7 separate regions of the Homo sapiens genome follow, and all the other regions are linked to region 5. Evidence: chromatin contacts called from ENCODE Hi-C or POLR2A ChIA-PET data. All regions are on one chromosome and are shown on one strand. Each heading gives the region's core, a stretch centred on a gene start or an enhancer-like site at or near the end of the contact. The rest is flanking DNA. Distances are from core to core; before and after follow the strand shown.

Region 1 (2,700 bases), core at 13-2,512, 4.3 Mb before region 5:
GTGGCTTAGAAGAGAGGTGCTCTCCTGGAGGTATACACCAATTTAACAAGTGGGCGTCTCCCAGTAAAAATTTTCTTAGGGGAAAGGGGGGAGTCAAGCTGTAGGTGTTGGCTCCCTAAAACAACTCACCACCTCAGAATTAGCTCCCAGGAGCAGAAACCAACGTCCTGCTGCCACACTTCTCTAGACTCAATCAGCTCTGCCCCACCCACTCCACAAAAGCTCTCTGCCGCGTCTTCCTCTAGGGGAGAGGTGACTGCAGGCTGGGAGACTCCCCAGCTGTGACTCAGACCGACGGAATCAAATCTGTTCCCCCAGGCTCAGCATTCACCAGATCCTGACCTCCCCCTCTGACCAGCCCCAACCCACCTTTCCAAGCCCCACCTCTCAGTCCATGGGCCACCCCTCGCCCACCCCACTTCCCTGTCTCTGGCTCATCTTCAGATGTGTCCCTAGCTCCCAACCCGTCCAAGCGCAGCCGAGTTTCTCGGTCCACATCGCCTCGATATTCCCACAGCATCTGTGGTCTCTCTTAAAAAAAAAAGTGTGCCCGTATCGCCGTTTTACGGAACGTCCCTGGAAGGTCCCTCGAGTGGCCCTCTCGGATGCTGAGGTCCTGTCAACGCCCCTTTGTCTCCCCGTGCGGCGCCGAGCGCAGTGCAGGACACACAGGAAGTGCTCCGAAACAGGGCTAGGGTGGGGGCGGCAACCGTGCCCGGAGGGGGCGCCCAGAGCGCAGGGACTCGGCCGGGCCGAGTGATGTTCCCCCCAAAAAACAAGAGTCATCGGGATGAGGGCCAGGGACCCCGAATTCAGCGCCGGGCAGCCCTCGGAGCCGGAGCCAGGCTGGCCGGGTCCGGCTCAGGCATCCCTTCCTTCCGGAGCCCCTCGACGCGCGTCCGGCCACCCACCTCAGCGCCCTCACCTTGTAAACCTTGCCGAAGGCGCCGTCGCCCAGCTCGCCCACGATCTCCCACACCTCGTTGGGGTCCAGGTCGCGGCGGACGTGCTCATATTCGCGGGACTTTCTCTTCTCGAAGGTAGACAGGCGCAGGATGCGGCGGAAATTGGCAAAAGCCATGGCCGGGGGCGCGGTGGCGCCGGCTCGGGCTCGGGCTCGGGCTCGGGCTGTGGCTTCGGCGGCCGCGAGGAGAAGGAGGAGGAGTTGGAGGACGCCGCGTCTCTCGGGGTTCTCCCCAGACCCGCCTTTCCCCGCAGCCCGACCTCGGTCAAGTGTGCCCTGGGCAGCGCCGCGCCGGGAGCACCCGGAACCGCGCAGGCGGCGGCGTGCCCGCCCCCGCCCCCGCCCTGTCAGGTCCCCAGGGCCGCCTCCCTTGTGCCGGCCTCGCAGCTCCTGCCCGGCCCAGCCCTGCCTGCGAGAGCCTCGGACCCGTTCCAGGGGACCGTCCCCGCGCCCGCCCACCGGCCCGGCTCCACCCGCCGCTCCCCGGCAGAGCCCCGGGACCCCCTAATTGGCTGCGGGCGCTCCCCGGCTCCGCCCGTCGCCGCAGGGCACTCTGGAAACTGTAGTCCCCCCACACCACGCTCCGCGAGCCGCGGGCTGGGCTTTGGGGAAGCTTCGGGGACCGCTCGGTGGGACCGCTCATGGACTCAGGAGCCCGCCCGCCGCGCCGCGTGGCTCCCAAAACTTTTATGGGAGCAAGCGGGACGGCGACTTGGCATTTCGCGAGAGCCCACGGATCGTTGTCAGCGCCCAGAAGGTGAACCTGCACTCGTTCATTTAATCCTCCCGCAGCTATTCCGCTAGGCTGCCCTCGCCCCCACTTTTCCGATGGGGACGCCGGCAGGCGAGGGCACTCGCCCCAGGCACACACGCTGGCTGCCCGTCTGCTGCGGGTTCCTCGGCGCGGTGCTGCCTCCTAGTGTGCGACGGGCAACGCCGGTGCAGCCGCGGCCAGTCCCTGCAGGGCCCGGCTTCCCGGCGCGGTCCTTTCCAGGGGCTCCCCGTCCACGATCCACAAACCTGCCAGGATTAGAGGGCTGGGAGAAAGAGCTCCTTTGGCACTGATTTCTCTTATGTTTCCTGATGGGTTTGCGGATGTATTTGCATATTAAATAAAAACTTTATTCTAATTTTTAATTTCCTAGTTTCAAAAAAGATGAGCGCACTACATACAGATCAAACTAAAGTCTTCTTTGAGCACCTTCATTCTCGATCCTGGCTACTTGAGTCACTTCACTGCTACTGTTGCCTGTTTGTCCTATAGACGGTTATAACATGCTTTTACCTGAATCTAAGGAGAGTGCTGGGGGTGGGGGGGGGGGGCGGGCAGTCTGCAAGGGTTATTATTTGGACCGTGTCATAAACAAGTTGAGTCTTCGCAAATGTCACAGTTCAATAGCTCCAACCCCAGAGAACGGCTGTGTTGAGGTGTTTTCGCCCCTTCCTCGGTGCTTTGTTCGAAAACATCCTTTGAACAGTGTGCAAACACCAAGCATGGTTTTCCACTGGGAAAGCCAGCTCAAGAAGCCTGCGATGCTGGTAGTGGTCGGCGCAGAGGGTGTCCTGGTTGCTAAGCCGTTCGGAATGTTTCCACAGCTGCAGGAGTGCCTGGAATTGTAGAGGGTCTTTAAAAGAAGGAAACGCCGCTCGTCGCTGACCGTTCTCATTGAGTCAGGCGCTGTCTGAACCTCCCAAAACATGCTGAAAGGCAGGTCTTTCATTTGTTTCAGACCATT
Region 2 (2,700 bases), core at 150-2,649, 4.3 Mb after region 5:
AACTCTAACTGAACTGCTTTCATGTTCGTTCTTAGACCTTGGCTGGACTCCTGTATCATGTACCAGGCCCATAATTTCAGGACGGAAAAAAAAGAAAGGTAGTCAGAGAAGATACACTAAATAATTCAAGAGTTGAGAGAATAAGACCTAGGAGGGAAGGGATGCAGGTTATTCATCCTGGAAAAGAAGAGCTAAATACAAGTGCCACAAAAGGCATGAGGCCTGGGATTCAGGCGATCCAGCCAGCAAGCCAGGCAACTTTGGACAAGTCACTTGACCCACTTGTACCTTAGTTCTCTCATCTATAAGGTGACAGGGTTGATTTGGTTCATCACAAGGTCCCACTGCCTGGATACTGACGACAGTGACAATTTCCCTACTGCCCCGAACAGTAATGAGTTTCCCTTGTTAACACAGGCCACTGAGGTCAGGCATACCGCAGTGCTTCTAACAGTGAGAATGAGACACAGAAGCAGGGAAATGGGTGAGCTCAATGGTCCCCAGAATTGGGAAGGACCAGGACGCAGTGATTGCTGATGGAAGGCAGATCCTGGATGATGTGAGCACGTAAGAGCAAAGGCTACACGGCCTGAAAAAATACCGTAAATGACTGAAAATAAAGCTGGGCAACATCTCAGCCAGTGATGTTCTAAAACAAAACGGCAGACCCACTACAGCAGCAAGGGTTAACCAAAGTGAAGCTTCAGCCTTCAGGGAGCCGGCCAGCCACAGTCCCTCTACTTCAGAGTTTATCAGACGCGGGCACTGCACGTCCCGGGGCTCTCTACTCCACACACGTTAGCAAACAGGAAGAAAAGTTTTCTTGCCAACTTATTATATATATATTTCAACACTGAATCAACATTTCCTTTCTGCTGAGGAGAATCAGCCTCTATTAACTTGGGGAAAGGATGCTGGAGTGAGGTTAGGGGGGAAAGGCCACTCCCCAATCCCACCCCCTCCCTGCCCCGCACGCACGGACGCCCGGGGCCGAGTTTCACAACATCCTCCCCAGTCCGCGGAGCCCGCCCTTCCTCTAACAGCTGGAGGCCCGGGATTCCGAAAGCAGAAGGCGGAGTTCCAACCTCTCGGCTCGGGAAGGGACTAACGCGCAGCTGGCACCGGGTCGGACCGGGCCGCTCCCCAGCCAAGCCCCCTCTCGCTAGCACTCATGGGCACCGGGGCTTTGGGGCGACCCGACGTCCCTTGGGCTCCCTCTCGGCGCCCGCGAGGCCTCCCCCGGTCTGACCTCCGTCCCCGGACACCTACTCACCAGGTCCTCCCGACGTCCTGGCCCCGAACTTGGCCTGCTCCGGGGCGCAGGGAGCGAGCCCGGTGCCCAGGCGCGTCCCAAGCGCTGCCGCGGCCGCCTCGCCTTTCGACTCGCCAGCCCTTTCTGCGGCGCGCCGGGGCCGGACGGCCGGGCGGGCAACGTGGCCCTTCCCCGGCAGGCGGGGCGGGGCGGGGCGGACTGAGGGGCGTGACCGACAGCCCCGCCGCGCCCCGCCCCCCGGCCGGCGTCCGCCAGGCCCCCTCCTCCTGGCCCGCCTCCTTTCCCCGCCGCTTCTCAGTCAACCCAGGACCCAAGTTTTCCCAGGACCCCAACTTCGGGAGTCGGCTTTCCGGCTCCCTGGCGCAACCCTGAGGGTGGACGCCCGACCCCACCCCTGCCCTCGGCCCTCCAGCGCAGCTGCCCAGCCTGGAGCCGCGCCTGAAGTGGGCCCGCAGTCCAGGAAAGGCGTTCACCAAACCCTAGGCCAAGGGCTGGGAGCCAGTCCCCCCACCCCAACCCAGGGGAGGCTGAGGAGCCCGGGTGGGAGCCCCAGGGTCGCGTGGGGCAGGGACAGAACAGGAACCAGGGTGCCCGACGGGGGGCCGGGGGGAAACACCTGTGCCAAAGCAAGCCGGGGCCAGCTGTGGCTTCTTCCCTTTTGTTTTTCCTTGGTGGGTGGGGAATGAGAGCTTCAGTTCTGAGTAAAGAAAGCGAAGAGAGACCTACCAGCAGGGGAGGCCCACCAGCCCTAGGCGGGAAGGACTCGGTCACAAGCTTTGGCGGAAGCACCATGGAAAAGCCTAGAACGGGTCTGCGCCCGGCTGGTGTTTTAAAGGGGAGGAAGGTGCGGACCTGAAGAGGAGGTGGAGGTGGACCCAGGCCCACCGAGGGGAGGGAGGGACAGCTCTTCCATAGCAAATACCTGTCGCTGAGCCAGGAGTAAAGTCTGGCCGGGAGGAGGACAGACGCAGAAGACCAGGGGCTCCAGCGCACAGAGCCAGTTTCGCCAGCGATCAGGTCTGAGGCCTGGATTCCACGAGGCCGGTGCAAGCCAGGAGCCAGCCCCACTCCCTCGCCCAGCTCCCTCCGGCCTGGCCCTCTGCAGAAGCCTGATGCCCACCCAGCTGTCTCACCATGGGACCCCAGGCGGTGAGGGTGGGTAGCCGAGGACTACAGGCTGCTGGGTAGCTGACTTCCCCAAGAAGGGCTGCTGCCATGTGATCAGGACCCACGCCCCTGACATCAACCCCTCCCCCGTGTTCCAGAGCACGGAGCAGCCCGGAACTCTGCGGCCTGTGGTTACTGACTGACTGCTCACTAACTTGTTTCTACATGAAACCACGAATCGTGCAGGGTTCTAGAGAAACAAAGGGCCGCGCGCACCCGCAGGCCCCTGCGTGGAGGCGAGGACCTAAATCAAAACTGCT
Region 3 (2,700 bases), core at 19-2,518, 3.2 Mb after region 5:
CCTGGCCAACATGGTGAAACCTGTCTCTACTAAAATACAAAAATTAGCCGGGCGTGGTGGCGGGCGCCTGTAATCCCAGCTACTCGGGAGGCTGAGGGAGAATCGCTTGAACCCGGGAGGCGGAGGTTGTAGTGAGCTAAGATCGCACCACTAGACTCCAGCCTGAGCGACAGAGCAAGACTTCGTCTCAAAAAAATAAAAATAAAAAAAATTTGGGGGTTGAGGGTTGGATGATACTAACTCATGCAAACACCAAACCCTGCCTTTCTTCCCCTTCCCGGTGGCAAGAGGGCTTTTCAGATCAGTGATACATTCGCTGATTCTAGTGTTTTCCACCCTAGTAGTCAAGCCTTTGGGTGTCCAAACAAATAGAGAACAAGAGATCAGGATCTCTAAAGGTCTAGAAAAACCCTGGGCCACTTCCATTTTGTGAGGTTCTCAGCATACTGAAAACTGAAGATGTACTAAGAGTGGGTTACTAAAATGGTGGCGTATCTTAAATCTTTCCATGGCACCATCCTTTCTCTCGTCCTGTCATCCCTGTATCTCTCTGCCCTGACACCTAATCTCACTTCAGGAAACATAAATTGAAAGTTCAAATAACCTCGGATTATATTATTCTGGACTGTGTGTTATGCTGGGCGACGAGGCTGCGCAGGCTCCTGGGCCGAGCCATGACTCTGCAGGAACTGCGGCGCCGGCTCACACAGCGCGGAGCAGTGCACGCCAATCCGGCCAGGCGCTCGCGCTGGGTTCTGCTCACGCCCGTAGGGGCCCGCGTTCGCTGCAACGGGCCCTTCCTGATGGCCGATCGTCGGACTCCTACCCCTTTTGCCGGCTGCCGTTTGCCCCGTCAGCGAAGGGCGCGCGATGCGTCCCAAGTCTCGGCTCCAGGAACCAGACGGGTGAGGGCTACTGGGGGTTGGGTTGGAACGCCCCGAAGGCACCACAGCAACCGACGCGGGAACGCCTGTTAAACCAGCCCCGCCCCGAGACGCGCGCGCCCGGCGGTCTCGATCCAGCGTGGCCCGCCCCTCACCTCCCGCCCAACCAACAGCCACTTCCTGCCTCACTCCCGGCCAATCTTCACACTCCACGAAGAATAGCCGTAGGGGGCGTATGGGACGGTGCGTAGAGCGATGCCCACGCCGGCCAACCGGATGTCGGGGCTTGCGCGGGAGGGCGGGACTTGGCGCCGGCTGTGGCTACTCAGGGGCCAGGGGCGGGCACAGGGCCGGGCTTCGTGCGGTGGGGCTCGCTCGCGCGGCAGCGGTGGCCGAGGCCTCTTGGTTCTGCGGCACGTGACGGTCGGGCCGCCTCCGCCTCTCTCTTTACTGCGGCGCGGGGCAAGGTGTGCGGGCGGGAAGGGGCACGGGCACCCCCGCGGTCCCCGGGAGGCTAGAGGTGAGAGGGGAGACCTGAGCGCGTCCTCGGGCCTGTGAGGACCTCGGGGGGCTGGGAGCGCCTCTGCGGCTGAGGGGTCGGGCGTGGCCGGCGACTGAGGGGTCGGGCTGGCTCTTGAGGGCCCAGGCCCTGGCCGACGCGCCCGCCGTGAGCGAGGAGGCCCGAATCCGGGCGTCTTTGGTTGGGTTGCGGGCCCAGGCCGCGCCGCCGGGGTCGGGAGGCGTGGCAGGTGGCCCGACAGCCTTCTTTGACCTCTGGGAAAGCTGACTTATTCCTATGGCTTTGCTTCTAGGGCTTTCTTAGGCCTCTTTGCCGGCTGCCTGGGCAGCCGCGAGGTGGGCTGGAGTAACTGGGTAAAAGTATAGGGTGGAATCGGGCCTACTAGGTACCCCTAGTAGTAGGGAAGGGTGGTATTAGACCGAGAGGGAATGTTTACAACTAGCGTTACAGTTTAATATTTGAAAATCCAAAGCGGAGACTGGACCCTAGTTCCCTGAAGAGAAAGGGGAATGTACCAGAAGGAGAACACGCAGTGGTTGAGAAACTTAGCAGTTACAGCACCTATTCTGGAGGCGAGTAATCCAGTTGGAGAGGGACAGGGCGTTAAAAGCAGGAAAGCCCCCGAAAGCTCATCTAAGTGCATCTCTTTCCACACCGGAGGCCTGGAGGTATGAAATGACTGGCCCAAGGTCATGCGATTAGTGTACTGATGGTGCTGGGATTATAGTTCAGGGATAGACCGTGCAGTGGTTAACGCTAAGGCCCTGGCTCGAGTCTTTGATTGGTCATTGGTTGCTCTGTGAACTTCGGCAGTTTTCTTACCCTTTGTGCCCCCGTTCTTGTCAAGTAATGGATATAATAATACCCGATGGATTTGTGAGGATTAAATTAAGATATGTATACAATAAGACAGGGAAGTCCGACATTTAGTAACTGCTCGATGATCATTGCGGTACGTTATTATAATCTGAATGCCTTTGGACCAATACACTGCCATCCTAGTGAACTGGTTCAGTCCTGTTTCGCAGGACCTGAGGTCACAGTTATGGTGATAGAAGAAACCGGGCATTGTGTATTACCGCTGGGCATGACACAAGTGATTGCTGGTTGAGGGAAGTTAAACTGAGCTTAATATTAAAAGATTGAGAGGACAAGATTAACCATAGTTAAGTCTTTTTACCTCTGATTTAGGAAATGGAAGATTTTGCTTAATTTTTTAATAAGTAGATTTTTTTAAGGGGGAAGAATTTTATTGATCTTTAAAATCATTCTGTATCTCAGTCTTTTCCCAACATT
Region 4 (2,700 bases), core at 100-2,599, 3.3 Mb after region 5:
GGGCCACGTGGCTCTCAGGCGCCTGGGCTGCTGAGTCACGCTTGGCCAGCACCTGTCTGTAGGCCACAGCCTCTGCCAGCACGCCCCTCTGTGTCCCCTGCCCCTGTCTGCAAGGCAGTGGCTCCAGCAGGCCCTGGGGCATTTTCCACTCTCCACCGCCGGATGCAGGGAGAGGCCTGAACCCTCTCCACAGGGCTGCTCTGGGCAGGGTGGAAGCCTTGCCCACTTCGGAGCCCTCCGGGAAGGATCATTCACACCTGTGGACCAGCCCCTGCTGTGCGCACACCCACACATCACCTTCGCACCTGACTGGCCCCATCCAGCCACTCTTGCCTCCCTCTGGGTTTCCTCCCCTGGGAGGTTTCTCCAGCTCCTGCAAGCCCTGGGCTGAAATGGCATGAGTTGGACCCAGCAGGTTCTGACCTCCTACTCACAGGACCTTGCCTGGGAGGCTCCAGAGGGTGACCACTCGTCCTGCCCCTCTCCTTGCCCCAGTTCTGGCGGACAGGTTACTCTGGTGGCATAAAGCAGTGTTTCTTCCTTCCTAGCTGAGGAGGCTGTTGGCTGACCCCCTTGGCTGCCCACAAGGCCAACGGGCCTGAGCCCCCACAGGGCCATGGGCATTACCTGCTGAATTGAGGAGCCCATAAGGAGTCACTTGGACCACAGTGAACACTTGGCGACCACTGACACTCAGGAGACCTTAGCTGGTCCTCCAGCACCTCTCAACTCCACTCCTACTAAACTGGGAACTTCTCTGGTGCTCAGGCCAGAGTCGGGGTCCGTCACCGAGTATGCTATGCGCTGCCCATCACCGAGGATGCCATGCGCTGTAAGAGGGCTGCCACCGCGGCAGGCTGACCATGGCAGGGTCGGAACAGCAACCTGAGAGCCAGCTTGTTCTGGCCAGCAGTGCCCACTGGGCGACCTAGCAGCCTCCTGATATGGGGGCTGTGTCCCCCTCTCCCTGCACTGGGTACCCCCAACTGAGGATATTGCTGAGTCATGGCCAGGCCCAAGCCTGGGAGGGGCGAGGGGCTGGACCCCCGCCAGTACCCTGATCCCAGGTGCAGAGGCTGGAGCCCAGGCCTGTATGAGTGCCAGGGCCGGTTTCCTGGGGTCCTTGGTGCACCGGGGCAATGAAGAGAGGGGTCAGCAATGAGGGGGCCGGGAGACCTGGAGCGAGGGGTAGCGGGGAAGGGGAGAGTAGTGAAGGGGCCTCTGCAGGGCGGCTCTCGCGCCGCGACGACGGTGGCGGGGGCGGGGAGGGCGCGAGAGACTCCGCCCCTCTCGAGGCGGGGCGGGGCCTCCGCGTTCGCTACAAAAGCCGCGCGGCGGCTGCGACCGGGACGGCCCGTTTTCCGCCAGCTCGCCGCTCGCTATGGCGTCGCTCACCGTGAAGGCCTACCTTCTGGGCAAGGAGGACGCGGCGCGCGAGATTCGCCGCTTCAGCTTCTGCTGCAGCCCCGAGCCTGAGGCGGAAGCCGAGGCTGCGGCGGGTCCGGGACCCTGCGAGCGGCTGCTGAGCCGGGTGGCCGCCCTGTTCCCCGCGCTGCGGCCTGGCGGCTTCCAGGCGCACTACCGCGGTGAGCGGGCCGGGGAGCGGCGGGGGCGGTGACGCAGGCCGGACACGGCCTCCTGCCGCGGGGTGGCTGCCCCCTCCCTTCTCGGCGACGCCTGGCGGGCCGTGAGGGGGTCTGCGCTGGCTGCTCCCTGGATGGCGGTGGCCTGCATGGGTCCCCAGTTCGGCCATGGGAGCCGGCCTGGTGACTGGAGTGGTGACCAAGGCCGGGACCCGCTGCTCAGCGTCGGCCCCCTGGGGCGGTGGAGCCCTGCCGGCCGGGGGCTCGAGCCTGGGGGCGTCAGACGCCCCGCTCCACCCCCCGCGCTGTTGGGGATTTTGGCAAGGACGCGCCGGGGCGAACGCTCTGGCTCTCCGCGGGCACTGGGTGGTCAGGCGGGCACTCGGGTTACACTGACACCTTGCTGCGCCAGGTGGTGGGTTCAGATAATGCCCTGGAGGAGCCGGGCGAGCGCCGGCGAGGGGAGGGAGTGACGCGGGTAAACAAGCGCGGGGGTGCGGGGGACTCGCGAGCGCCGCGACAGCGCCTGGGAGAAGGGCACGGATCGCCGGCGGAACGCTCCGAGCCAGGTCGAGTACAGATGTTTTCCCATTGGCAAGTGGACGAGAACGTTCTTCAGAAGTGTTGGTGTTGGCACAGAAGCCCTGTTTCCTGCTGCGCTGGTGTGACCAGTGGCTGCTGGGGGTGGGGTTAGGGAGGTGGTTGTGGCCAGGAGGGCGGGAGGTGGCCAAGGCCGGCCCCTGGGAGGGTGCAGTGCTAGGACCTCCCTCTGGAGCGCTGCCAGCATACCAGGCCCTCTCCTATTCTTAAAAAAAAAAAAATTGTGATGTTATTGAGCTGTAACTGAAATAAGGGTTCACCCATTTAGTGTACAAGTCAGTGGTTTTCACTATTTTCATAGGTTTGTGGACCATATTCAGTGTGAGAGCTTTTCATCACCTTATAAACGCCATACATACCTTTTATCACCCTCTTATCCACATGCCCCCAGCAACCTCCTTTCTGTATCTATTCATCTTGCAATCCTGGACATTTCATGTAAATAGAATCAGACAATGTAGTCTTGCAAGTGGTTTCTTTCACTTAGTGTAATGTGTTCAGTGTTGTGGCACATATC
Region 5 (2,700 bases), core at 154-2,653:
GACCTTGGTCTAAGAGCCCCAGGGATCTGTTTGCAGGAAGAGACACTCCCTTTTGCAGATAAAAACAAAGTCAGACCCTGGGGGCATGAGCAGACTCAGCCAGGAAGAGAAGCCCCCCTTCCTACTTCCCCACACCCCACCCGAAACAAGCAGGCTCTGCCCAGCGCAAGCAGAGCTTCCCAACGTGTGGTGCCTGGAGGCCGCTGAGGGCCGGACCACCAGACTAGGAGAGAAGACTCCCTAGTGACCTTGGTCAAGGAAATCCCTTTGCTTCTGAGCGCCTCAGTTGGCACAGCTATAAAATGGGGGTGGAAATCTTTCCTTCCCACAGCGCCCAAATAAAACCAGAAGAGTCCAGAAGAAACCAGGTGGTCACACTAGTGGGGGAGGAAACCAGGGTCCTGGGGAAGGGGGGGCTCCCCAACGCGGGCCAAGTGCACGCTGTGGGGCTCTGGGAAGCTTACCCAGCCACCCCTCCCCAGGCATAGTGCTGGGGGGCCGAGGCGCGGACACAGCCCCGAGAGGGGCCTCCCTCGTCCGCTTCCTACTCTTTTGCGCCGCTCTCGGAGGGACACCGGGGGCGGGAGGCGAGACTGCAGCGCAGGGGCCAGAACGCTGCGACTTTAAGAGCCGAGGATCCCGGACCATGTGCTCGGCGTGAGACAAAAGCAACAACAAAGGAAGTGGCGGCCGCAGGGGGAGGGGGGCGGCTCCTTCCTCTCCAACCGCAGCGCTCAGCTGCAGGAGAGGGGAGATACGGCCCGGCCACGGGGGGCCTTGGGGGGGGTTCCTGATCCCTGGGGTCTCGCTGCCCGCAGTCTGGACCGCCCGTGATTAACCCCTACGGAGCCACCTAGATCACGGCCCCCATTCCCAGGGGAGGGGAACAGAAGGTCCATGGGTGGGGGAATAGGAAGTTGGGGGCCCTGGCACCGACTCACCTTTGGCCGCCCGGCCACACGTTGACTCCTTTGTTCCCGATCTAGGACGGCCAAACTGGGCAGGGGGCGGGGGAGGGGGGGGGTGCCTGTCTGGATCCTTTAAGAGCTCCCGCCCTGCGGAACAATGTGCTCCCCTCCCCACCCCCGGGTCCGGGGGCAGCCCGGCTCCTTCCGGGGCCTCTCTCTTTGTTGTCCGCCCGACGGCGTCTGCCTCGCGAGGCCCACGCGCGATCAGTCTCTCTCGGCCCAGGCCCTCAGGGAGCGGGAGGCGGCGCAGGACGCAGCTGGGTCTGCGCGGCAGCCGGCGGCTGGCCCTTTAAGAACTGTCCGCGGCGGCAGCGGAATGTAACAAACCCCACATTTGATTCACAACATTCGAAGCGGCGGGGTCGCGCGCCAGACGGGAGGGGGCTCGCGGGGGCGCGCCGGGAGGCTCCGGCAAACAGTAGCCCGCTGCAAGCCCGCAGGGGCCCCGCCCCGCGCCGGGAGCTCCGCCCTGAGAGCCAATCACTCGCCGCGACCACGCACGTGACTAGTGGGCCACCATCTTGAATTTTTTTAACCTCCTCCTCGCCCCCACCTTCGCACTTAAAGGGACCGCAGCCATAGTCAAAAGCAAGGGGCGGGGCCGCATATCCTGACATAAAGATGGGGAGACCCCAGGGTGGGCAAAACCGATCGGCTGCAACTCGAACTTGCTATGCAAACTCGCTAACTACTCGCGCCTCTGAGGCTCAGTTTCCCTGCCGAAGAAATGGGTCCCGCCAGGAGAACCGGCAGTACGGACTTACTGTGTCATGGTCCCCTCCTCGGGGACAGGGTGCCGCCTGAGATACTGAAGTGCAATGGGTCTGACCTCTGACGGGGCGAGAGCGGCCCAAGTGGTTATGCTGGCTCTAACAACCCTGGGCCGGCCACCTTCCCGGAGATGACGTCACCCCCAAGAGCTGCAGCACCGCGCTGACATCATGGCCCGGCCGCCCCACTTCTCCTTGTTTATACTACACGGCGTCTTTAAAAAGCTGGTACGGCCCAGATTGCCCAACAGACCAATGGCGGACCACCCATGCAAACGAGCTAACGTCTGCCGGGCAAGGAGATTGGCCCTGCTCGCGCTGACGTCACAGAGACATTTAACCGCCACGCCCCCAGCGTGGCGGTGGAGGAAGAGAGGCGGGGAACAGGTTGTAGTTTAAAGCAAAAGTGCAGGCGCTGGGCGCTCTAGCTGCTAGGCTGGGCTTGAGAGTTTGGTGTCCCCGCGGAGACCTCCCTAGCCAGGGAAACTGGGAACTAAGCCCAGTGAAGCGTCTATACTTTAGTTTTCTATTCCTCTCAGCAGCTATGAGACGGAGGGATTACTATAGCCAGTTCATTTTACAGATGGGGAAAGTGAGGGCCTTCCCTTACTCCAGATCACACAACTAGAAGTGTGGCGGAGCAGGAGTGTGAACCTAATCCAAAGCCGAGCCTCGTTCTCCTTTGCCTCGAAGCCCACCCACCCGGGCAAAATTTATACAAAATGGGGTATTACCTCCACCACAATTATATAAGCAGAAAATCAGTAATTTGCTAAATATCCAAGAGCTGGAACAGGTCGAATAATGAATATTGGGTGCATGCATATAATCAATAACGACTCTTGGGCAGTTACCACAAAGAGGCAGCTGGAGGCGACACGGGGCTATCTCCAAGACAGCCATAAACAAGGCGCCAATGCAAAATGTTAACATCTGTTAACCTGTGTGGTGGGCCATGGGGC
Region 6 (2,700 bases), core at 107-2,606, 3.2 Mb before region 5:
GGTCTCGGGGTGGTGGGGGTGCCGGCCCCAGCATGTGGAGGCGACAGGATCCGTAAGACCCCACGCGCCGCCGGGGCAGGACCGCACAGGGCCGCCATTCACTCACTTGGGGCGTCCCTAATGGGCACTCGTGCATTCCAGCTCGTGCGGTGAGCGCACGCACGCCGCCGCTGCCGCGTTCACACGGCCCCCCAAAGTCGGGGGAGGGGTCGTGGAGCGAAGGAGCTGTAGGCAGATTTTCTTTCTCTTTCCGAGCTGGGAAAAGGGCCAGCCCCGTGCCCTGCACGCCTGGCTCTGCTTTGCAGCTTGCCGGTGAGCCAAGAGCCGGTAGAGCAGAGGAGGCGCACGGTTCGGGTCGTGTCACCATTTCTTGGCTTGCTGACCTGGCCAGGAGCTGGGGATGGCGGCAGCACCGCGGAGGTACGCTTTGCGCTGCCCTCACGCTCCCTTCCGAAAGCAGTGCCCCCAGGGGGAAAGTTCGCAATGCCATTTGTCTCGCCGGCAAAGTTCTGGGATGTCGGGCATCTTTTGAGGAGGGGGAAGACGCGGCACCCTTACTGAGGCCGGCAGGCCAGGAAGAGAAGTTCTCCGGGCGCAGGGCGCAGCCCAGCTCCGGGGACCCTCTGGGCCTCCCGCGTGCCGGCCGGGATGAAGCGCGCTTTGCACCGGACCCGGGATTCGGGGGCGGGGGCTGGCGCTGGCAGCGTCAGACGCTGCTTCATTTCCCCTCGACCCTGGGGAGGACAGCAACAAGTCCTGCCCCAGCCATTTCATCACCCTGCTAGCACGTGCAGATTCCGGGCCCTCGGAGCCCGGCGCGGACCTCGCCTTGCCTCGCGCTTCCCTTTGCACGTCCCGTGCCATCCCAAGAGTTTGCGTGGCCCTGGGTGGGCGCCTGGCTCCCGGCGAAACGCCTGGGGCGCGCCGCGTGGGTGCACGGTGTCCTCTCCCAGTAGCTCCCGGCTGCGGGGGCACATGCACTTACCTGTATTCTGCAGGGACAGGCGGCCTTTCTGCTGGGAGCTCCTGTCTTGGGGACCCTCGGGTGGGTTGGTGGCGTCGGTCCCCCGCGCCGGGTCAAAGGTGGCCAACACCAAAGCCAGGGTCATGAACTGGCCCAGCCGCTCGGCACACATGGTTCTTGGTATTAACCTCCCGTCGGGAGACCTGGATCCTTTGTGCTCCCCTCTTCCTCCTCCTCCTCTTCCTCCTTCGCCGCTTCCCCTCCTCCTCCCACTCTTCCTTTTTGCTCGCCTTTTCCCTCCTCCTCGCGGCCGCGGCTCGGATAGAGGTTACCCAGCGCCCTCCCGTAGCTCTCCGGAGAGCATGTGACCAGGCCGTTAGCAGCGCCGCGAGTGCCCGGCAATGGCAGGGATGGTGCCTCAAATATCCCTGGAAGCTCTGGTGTCACTTGAATGAAGGAGTCGAGCAGGTGTTGTCCCGGCGGCTGGACCAATCCGAGACCCCGGCCCTTTTGACAACACGGCCGGGAGGCGGGGCCTGCGCTCAACTACTACAGGAGGAAGCCGAGCGCCGCTGGGAGCGCCGGACAAAGTTGCCGACCTGGCGGCGGCCACGCGTTTGCGTGCGTGTGTATGAGTGTGTGTGAGCGCGGCCGGAGATGCGTGCGCGTGTGCGGGTGCTCCAGGGCAATGGTCGAAAGGACTGTACAATATAAGAGCGAATCCAAGCTCCAGTTGCTGTTAAAGGGGGACGGTGTGCTCTGGGACAGTGTCCCTGGGGCCCCTGGCTCGCGTCACACCCACATCGGGTTGGGAAAGTTTCCTCTTTCCGCCGTTTGGAATTCAGTGAGATTCCCAGCCCAGAGGACTTGATAAATTGAAGCAGTTTCCTAGGCACAATGATGCTGTGGGCCAACTGAGCACACATGGGAATTCCTGGCCTTGTGACACTTTGCATTAAAAAGAACCCCACGATTGAAGATAGGAGCAGAAGCACTAGATACAGTATTTGGTCTGAGCAACTGCCCTATCTTCCCGCTTTGGTGGGCCGTGCAACACCTGGAGTGTCGTTTCTCGTCTTTCCCCTAATCCAGACGCATTCCAGGCTGGGCTGCAGGGATCCAGGTGACAGTCAGGACTTGCATCATTTCCAGGAGGGTGGCAGGGAGGCCCAAGGCAGCCCTGAGTCAGCCCGCCGCGGAGCATCGCGTGCCCGGAGGCCAGAGCTTGAAAGGCAACTTTACGCGTCTCCAAACACACTCCTGCATTTTCTCAAAGCGCTGCTCGCCACCCCGCTCCGGGTTCCCTTTTACTCTCCAGTCATCCGATGGAAGTGGTGAGAACAAAAACAAAGACAAAAAAGCTAAATCCGGGGAAGTTATCTCCATCTCCTCCCTTTTCTTGTTCGGCCCCCTCCCCAAGAACCGCCGGGTCGGGATAGCCCCCGGCTACTTTCTCACCCGGCCCGTGGAGGGAAGGAGAAAGTTGGGCGCCGCTTGGAGCGCCTCTTCCCCTGCTGTGTGTGTACGTGTGCACGCTCACGTCTCCCCCGCGCCGGGGCCGGGGACAGGAACTGCTCTCGGTCCCGTCACCCCACGGCGCAGCTCGGGGGGCTCGCAGGGCTGGGGGAGGGCGGGGACACGAGCGCCGCGCCCAAGCGCCCCAGGGCACGCACCCGGCGTTGGCGCGCACTCGCCCCTCCCCCCGTCCCCACCCTCCTCCTGGAGAACAGGTGAGC
Region 7 (2,713 bases), core at 214-2,713, 3.8 Mb before region 5:
CTTGCGGGAAGCGTGATACGCACTGCCCAGGTACAGAAAGGGCAGGATTTCCACCGGGCCACCCTGAAATCCAGAAATATCCAACATTCATCAAGCTTGCTCAAAGCCAAGGCCAGTGCCCATACCCACAAAAACTTTCTGCTGGAAAAGTCAATTTCAGATACCGAGTGAACTCAGTTCTGTTGCTGGAGGATAAATAAATAGGGAACTAAGCCCATTTGCCTGGGCAGGACCAGCAAGTTCATTTCCGTAGAGCCTACAATTGGAGACTCGGCTCCGTCAGACCACTTAACTGTGGAATAAATCATATCCCTGTGTCCCCTCCGTTATAAATAATGCTGCAGGTCACTTTCTATATTCTCCCTGGCACTACTCTTCCATGCCTTTGCCAGTTCTTACTTCTTCCCTGTGGCAGGGACACCTACTAACCTGATCGTAGAGTGGGGTACTGCAGGAACTGCACCCAGATTCCGCGCTGTCAGGGACGCTAGTACTCAGGGGAAGGCTGAGCCCCATGGGGGTCGACTGTTTGCTGCACAGCTCCGGGCAGGAAGCCGAAAACGCTTCGTATCCTCCTGGGAATACAAAGACATTTTTTTTCCCCATTAGTGACACCGGGACACGGCACCTTCATACAACTCCCCCACCCACCAAGGGCTGGAAGTTTACATCGGAAAGGCCCAGGCAAGTCTTTGTTTCCAGAGCCAAACAAAGCCAATGACAAGTTCCAGAGATAAATGTACTCCAGCGCCCACGCGCTGCAGGTGGGGCGATCCCCCGGGAGCCGAGAGCCAGGGGTACCGGGCAAAACCTCAGGGGTGTGCGGCCCGCCCCGAGCTTCCCCGAGGGCGTACCTTTGAGGAAGAAGACTTGCGCGGCGCGCGCCTCGCGGCAGAGCGCGCCGGCCGCCAGGGCCAGGGTGCCGTCGCGCTTGGCGCCGTCCAGGGCGGCGCTGCGCTCGTCCAGCAACACCACGGCGTGGTAGGCGCCGGCCAGCAGGCGGCCGCGGAGCTCGGCGTTGGGCACGATGTGCTCCAGGCCCATGGCGCCCTTGGCCCGGCGCCGCACGATGGTGCTGAAGCGCACGTTGACAGAGCCGGCGATGTGGCCGGCGTTGAAAGCGAAGAAGGAGCGGCAGTCCAGCAGCAGGCATTGCGCCGCTCGCTCCCCCAGCAGCGCCCGCAGGCCTCCAGCGTCCAGGGTGCCCACTTCCATGACCATGGCCGGCCTCAGCGCCCCCAGCGTGATCGGCCCTGCGGTGCTCTTTGTCTGTTCTCGGGGCCAAGGGCAGGGCGGCGCTTTTCGAGGAAAAGCTAGACCCCCGGGTCTCTCTGCGCCGAACCAAAAGCCGCTTTTGGACTGAGAGAGGAGCGTCACGCGGGGCTCCGGGCTCCTCGGCTTCTTCGCGGTTCCCCCGACTGCCCCTCCGACCCGCGTCGCACACACAGCCCAAATGTCCTTCGCAGCGAGCCTGGCCCGGGGAGCGCGTTTATATGCGGCCTCTGGGGGACGGGGCGGGCCAGACCCGCGCGCAGGGGGAGGGGGGGTGTTTGTTTGAATGGTGATCACGTGACGGGGCGGTGACGTCACCCGCCCTGCCAGGCCAGGCGCCGCCGAGCCAGAGGGGGAGACGTCATCAGCCTCGGAGCTGGGTCCGCTCGCCGCGCGCTGGCTCGCGGCCCGGCCCCCGCCCTGCTGTCCGGCCTGCTCTTGGCGCGTCCCCAGGGACCGGACCCGCGCCGCGCTCCAGGCCCAGCGGGGAGGAGGAGGGCTCGCTGCCAGCTGAGGCTGACCTCCGGGATGCGAGCGGCCGGGAGAACGGGCGACGTGCCACCTGCCTTGGCCTCGCCGCTCCTCCCTCTCTCCCTCCCCGAGTCCCCTTCCCCGTGCCCCTCGGCCGCCGACCTGAACCGAAAGGGGCTTCCTGTGCTTTTGCATACTCTTGTGCCCCTTTTCCTCATTTCCTCATCACTAACAGGCGGGGAAACTGAGGTTCCCCAGGCGAAGCGACTGACTTGCCCAGAACCACACTACTGGGGTGGGGGCAGCAAATAGGCGCCTAAGATGAAGTTTAGAGAAAAATGAACAACTCTGCCGATAGAAAAGTCGTCCCTACCAAGACCGACTCGAGCGAGTTGGGGCGGAGAGGTTCAGGGCAATGCTTTCCTGTTTCCCAGACTTTTCTTTAAGGTGGCTTTAAAATATCTACATTTGCCATGAAAGTGTGAGCAAGCAAACTCCCACCGGGAAATAATGCTATTCCTAGTCTTGTGGCCCCCGGAAGACTTGGAGCCAAGGGAGGCAGGTCAGGGGGCTGAAATCCCGGTGAGGGGTCGCAAGGCCCCGCAGTGGATTCCAGGGTTTGGCGTTTGGAGGGGTGAGGGGCGACCCGCAGCGCGACTCGACGGCGCCCCCCAGGGGCCGCCCGACACGTTTCTGTCACCTTGGCTCCAGACTGAGCTTCTCCATCCCTTTCTTTATTATACAAATAGGCAGTATACACAGTGAGCGCCCACTAAGCGCTGGGCTGGGGGCCTCCAACCCGGAACAGAAGCCGGCCACAACCCTCGCTCCCTGTCGTCGCGGCCGTTATAGGCCGAAAGCAAAATCCAATCCCGGGCCATTGTGGGCGGATTGCCAGGACCTGGATCGCAACACTTGGGAAGACCCCCGCCCCGCCCAGCGATCTCCGTGCCCTGAGTCCCAGTGACGG

The links. A loop is a pair of places that touch in the nucleus more often than their neighbours do. ChIA-PET counts read pairs that join two places held with the same protein, here RNA polymerase II (POLR2A). Pooled maps may share reads with other maps.
Region 1: a map of ascending aorta shows a loop between it and region 5 (13-fold over the local background). The contact joins the promoter of STK10 here to the promoter of RNF44 in region 5. A Hi-C loop is called at or near these places in 3 of 168 maps with a recorded cell type or tissue (CD4-positive, alpha-beta T cell, ascending aorta and naive thymus-derived CD4-positive, alpha-beta T cell), 2 of 37 single-sample maps with no recorded cell type and 13 of 50 pooled maps. POLR2A ChIA-PET finds 5 or more read pairs at or near these places in 1 of 52 experiments (activated CD4-positive, alpha-beta T cell).
Region 2: a map of naive thymus-derived CD4-positive, alpha-beta T cell shows a loop between it and region 5 (9-fold over the local background). The contact joins the promoter of MGAT1 here to the promoter of RNF44 in region 5. A Hi-C loop is called at or near these places in 2 of 168 maps with a recorded cell type or tissue (OCI-LY7 and naive thymus-derived CD4-positive, alpha-beta T cell), 1 of 37 single-sample maps with no recorded cell type and 17 of 50 pooled maps. POLR2A ChIA-PET finds 5 or more read pairs at or near these places in 1 of 52 experiments (HepG2).
Region 3: a pooled map shows a loop between it and region 5 (13-fold over the local background). The contact joins the promoter of CANX here to the promoter of RNF44 in region 5. A Hi-C loop is called at or near these places in 1 of 37 single-sample maps with no recorded cell type and 8 of 50 pooled maps. POLR2A ChIA-PET finds 5 or more read pairs at or near these places in 1 of 52 experiments (activated naive CD8-positive, alpha-beta T cell).
Region 4: a loop to region 5 is called in a pooled map, with 9 times the contacts of the local background. The contact joins the promoter of SQSTM1 here to the promoter of RNF44 in region 5. A Hi-C loop is called at or near these places in 10 of 50 pooled maps. POLR2A ChIA-PET finds 5 or more read pairs at or near these places in 2 of 52 experiments (B cell and Caco-2).
Region 6: a pooled map shows a loop between it and region 5 (12-fold over the local background). The contact joins the promoter of STC2 here to the promoter of RNF44 in region 5. A Hi-C loop is called at or near these places in 2 of 37 single-sample maps with no recorded cell type and 8 of 50 pooled maps.
Region 7: a map of CD8-positive, alpha-beta T cell shows a loop between it and region 5 (8-fold over the local background). The contact joins the promoter of DUSP1 here to the promoter of RNF44 in region 5. A Hi-C loop is called at or near these places in 1 of 168 maps with a recorded cell type or tissue (CD8-positive, alpha-beta T cell), 1 of 37 single-sample maps with no recorded cell type and 13 of 50 pooled maps. POLR2A ChIA-PET finds 5 or more read pairs at or near these places in 1 of 52 experiments (activated CD8-positive, alpha-beta memory T cell).

Annotation. Positions count from the first base shown.
Region 1 is chr5:172,186,962-172,189,661 of GRCh38, forward strand. STK10 (serine/threonine kinase 10) reads right to left here and starts at 1,263. Exons shown (of 19, transcript NM_005990.4): 1 at 926-1,263. The coding sequence starts at 1,081. RefSeq lists enhancers at 116-195, 1,248-2,023 and silencers at 656-735, 866-915, 1,216-1,575.
Region 2 is chr5:180,801,407-180,804,106 of GRCh38, forward strand. It overlaps MGAT1 (alpha-1,3-mannosyl-glycoprotein 2-beta-N-acetylglucosaminyltransferase), which reads right to left and starts at 1,400. Exons shown (of 2, transcript NM_002406.4): 1 at 1,274-1,400. RefSeq lists enhancers at 712-1,419, 1,420-2,126, 2,270-2,379 and silencers at 1,230-1,589, 1,760-1,839, 1,850-1,899.
Region 3 is chr5:179,697,699-179,700,398 of GRCh38, forward strand. CANX (calnexin) reads left to right here and starts at 1,269. Exons shown (of 15, transcript NM_001746.4): 1 at 1,269-1,404. RefSeq lists enhancers at 374-903, 2,464-2,523 and silencers at 914-1,323, 1,364-1,653.
Region 4 is chr5:179,819,556-179,822,255 of GRCh38, forward strand. It overlaps SQSTM1 (sequestosome 1), which reads left to right and starts at 1,350. Exons shown (of 8, transcript NM_003900.5): 1 at 1,350-1,586. The coding sequence starts at 1,382. RefSeq lists enhancers at 1-331, 85-244, 852-1,561 and silencers at 1,155-1,404, 1,515-1,774, 1,785-1,964.
Region 5 is chr5:176,535,999-176,538,698 of GRCh38, forward strand. It overlaps RNF44 (ring finger protein 44), which reads right to left and starts at 1,404. Exons shown (of 11, transcript NM_014901.5): 1 at 942-1,404. It overlaps LOC124901143 (a long non-coding RNA gene), which reads left to right and starts at 1,931. Exons shown (of 2, transcript XR_007059071.1): 1 at 1,931-2,125. RefSeq lists silencers at 898-1,087, 1,168-1,427 and enhancers at 1,538-1,977, 2,218-2,397.
Region 6 is chr5:173,327,058-173,329,757 of GRCh38, forward strand. It overlaps STC2 (stanniocalcin 2), which reads right to left and starts at 1,357. Exons shown (of 4, transcript NM_003714.3): 1 at 986-1,357. The coding sequence starts at 1,136. It overlaps LOC124901137 (a long non-coding RNA gene), which reads left to right and starts at 1,542. Exons shown (of 2, transcript XR_007059056.1): 1 at 1,542-2,694. RefSeq lists a silencer at 2,551-2,700.
Region 7 is chr5:172,769,732-172,772,444 of GRCh38, forward strand. It overlaps DUSP1 (dual specificity phosphatase 1), which reads right to left and starts at 1,464. Exons shown (of 4, transcript NM_004417.4): 1 at 855-1,464; 2 at 430-575; 3 at 1-63. The coding sequence starts at 1,221. LOC105377730 (a long non-coding RNA gene) reads left to right here and starts at 2,480. Exons shown (of 3, transcript NR_188285.1): 1 at 2,480-2,713. RefSeq lists silencers at 812-921, 1,462-1,911 and enhancers at 951-1,712, 1,022-1,291, 1,713-2,474, 1,939-2,713, 2,475-2,713 and 1 more.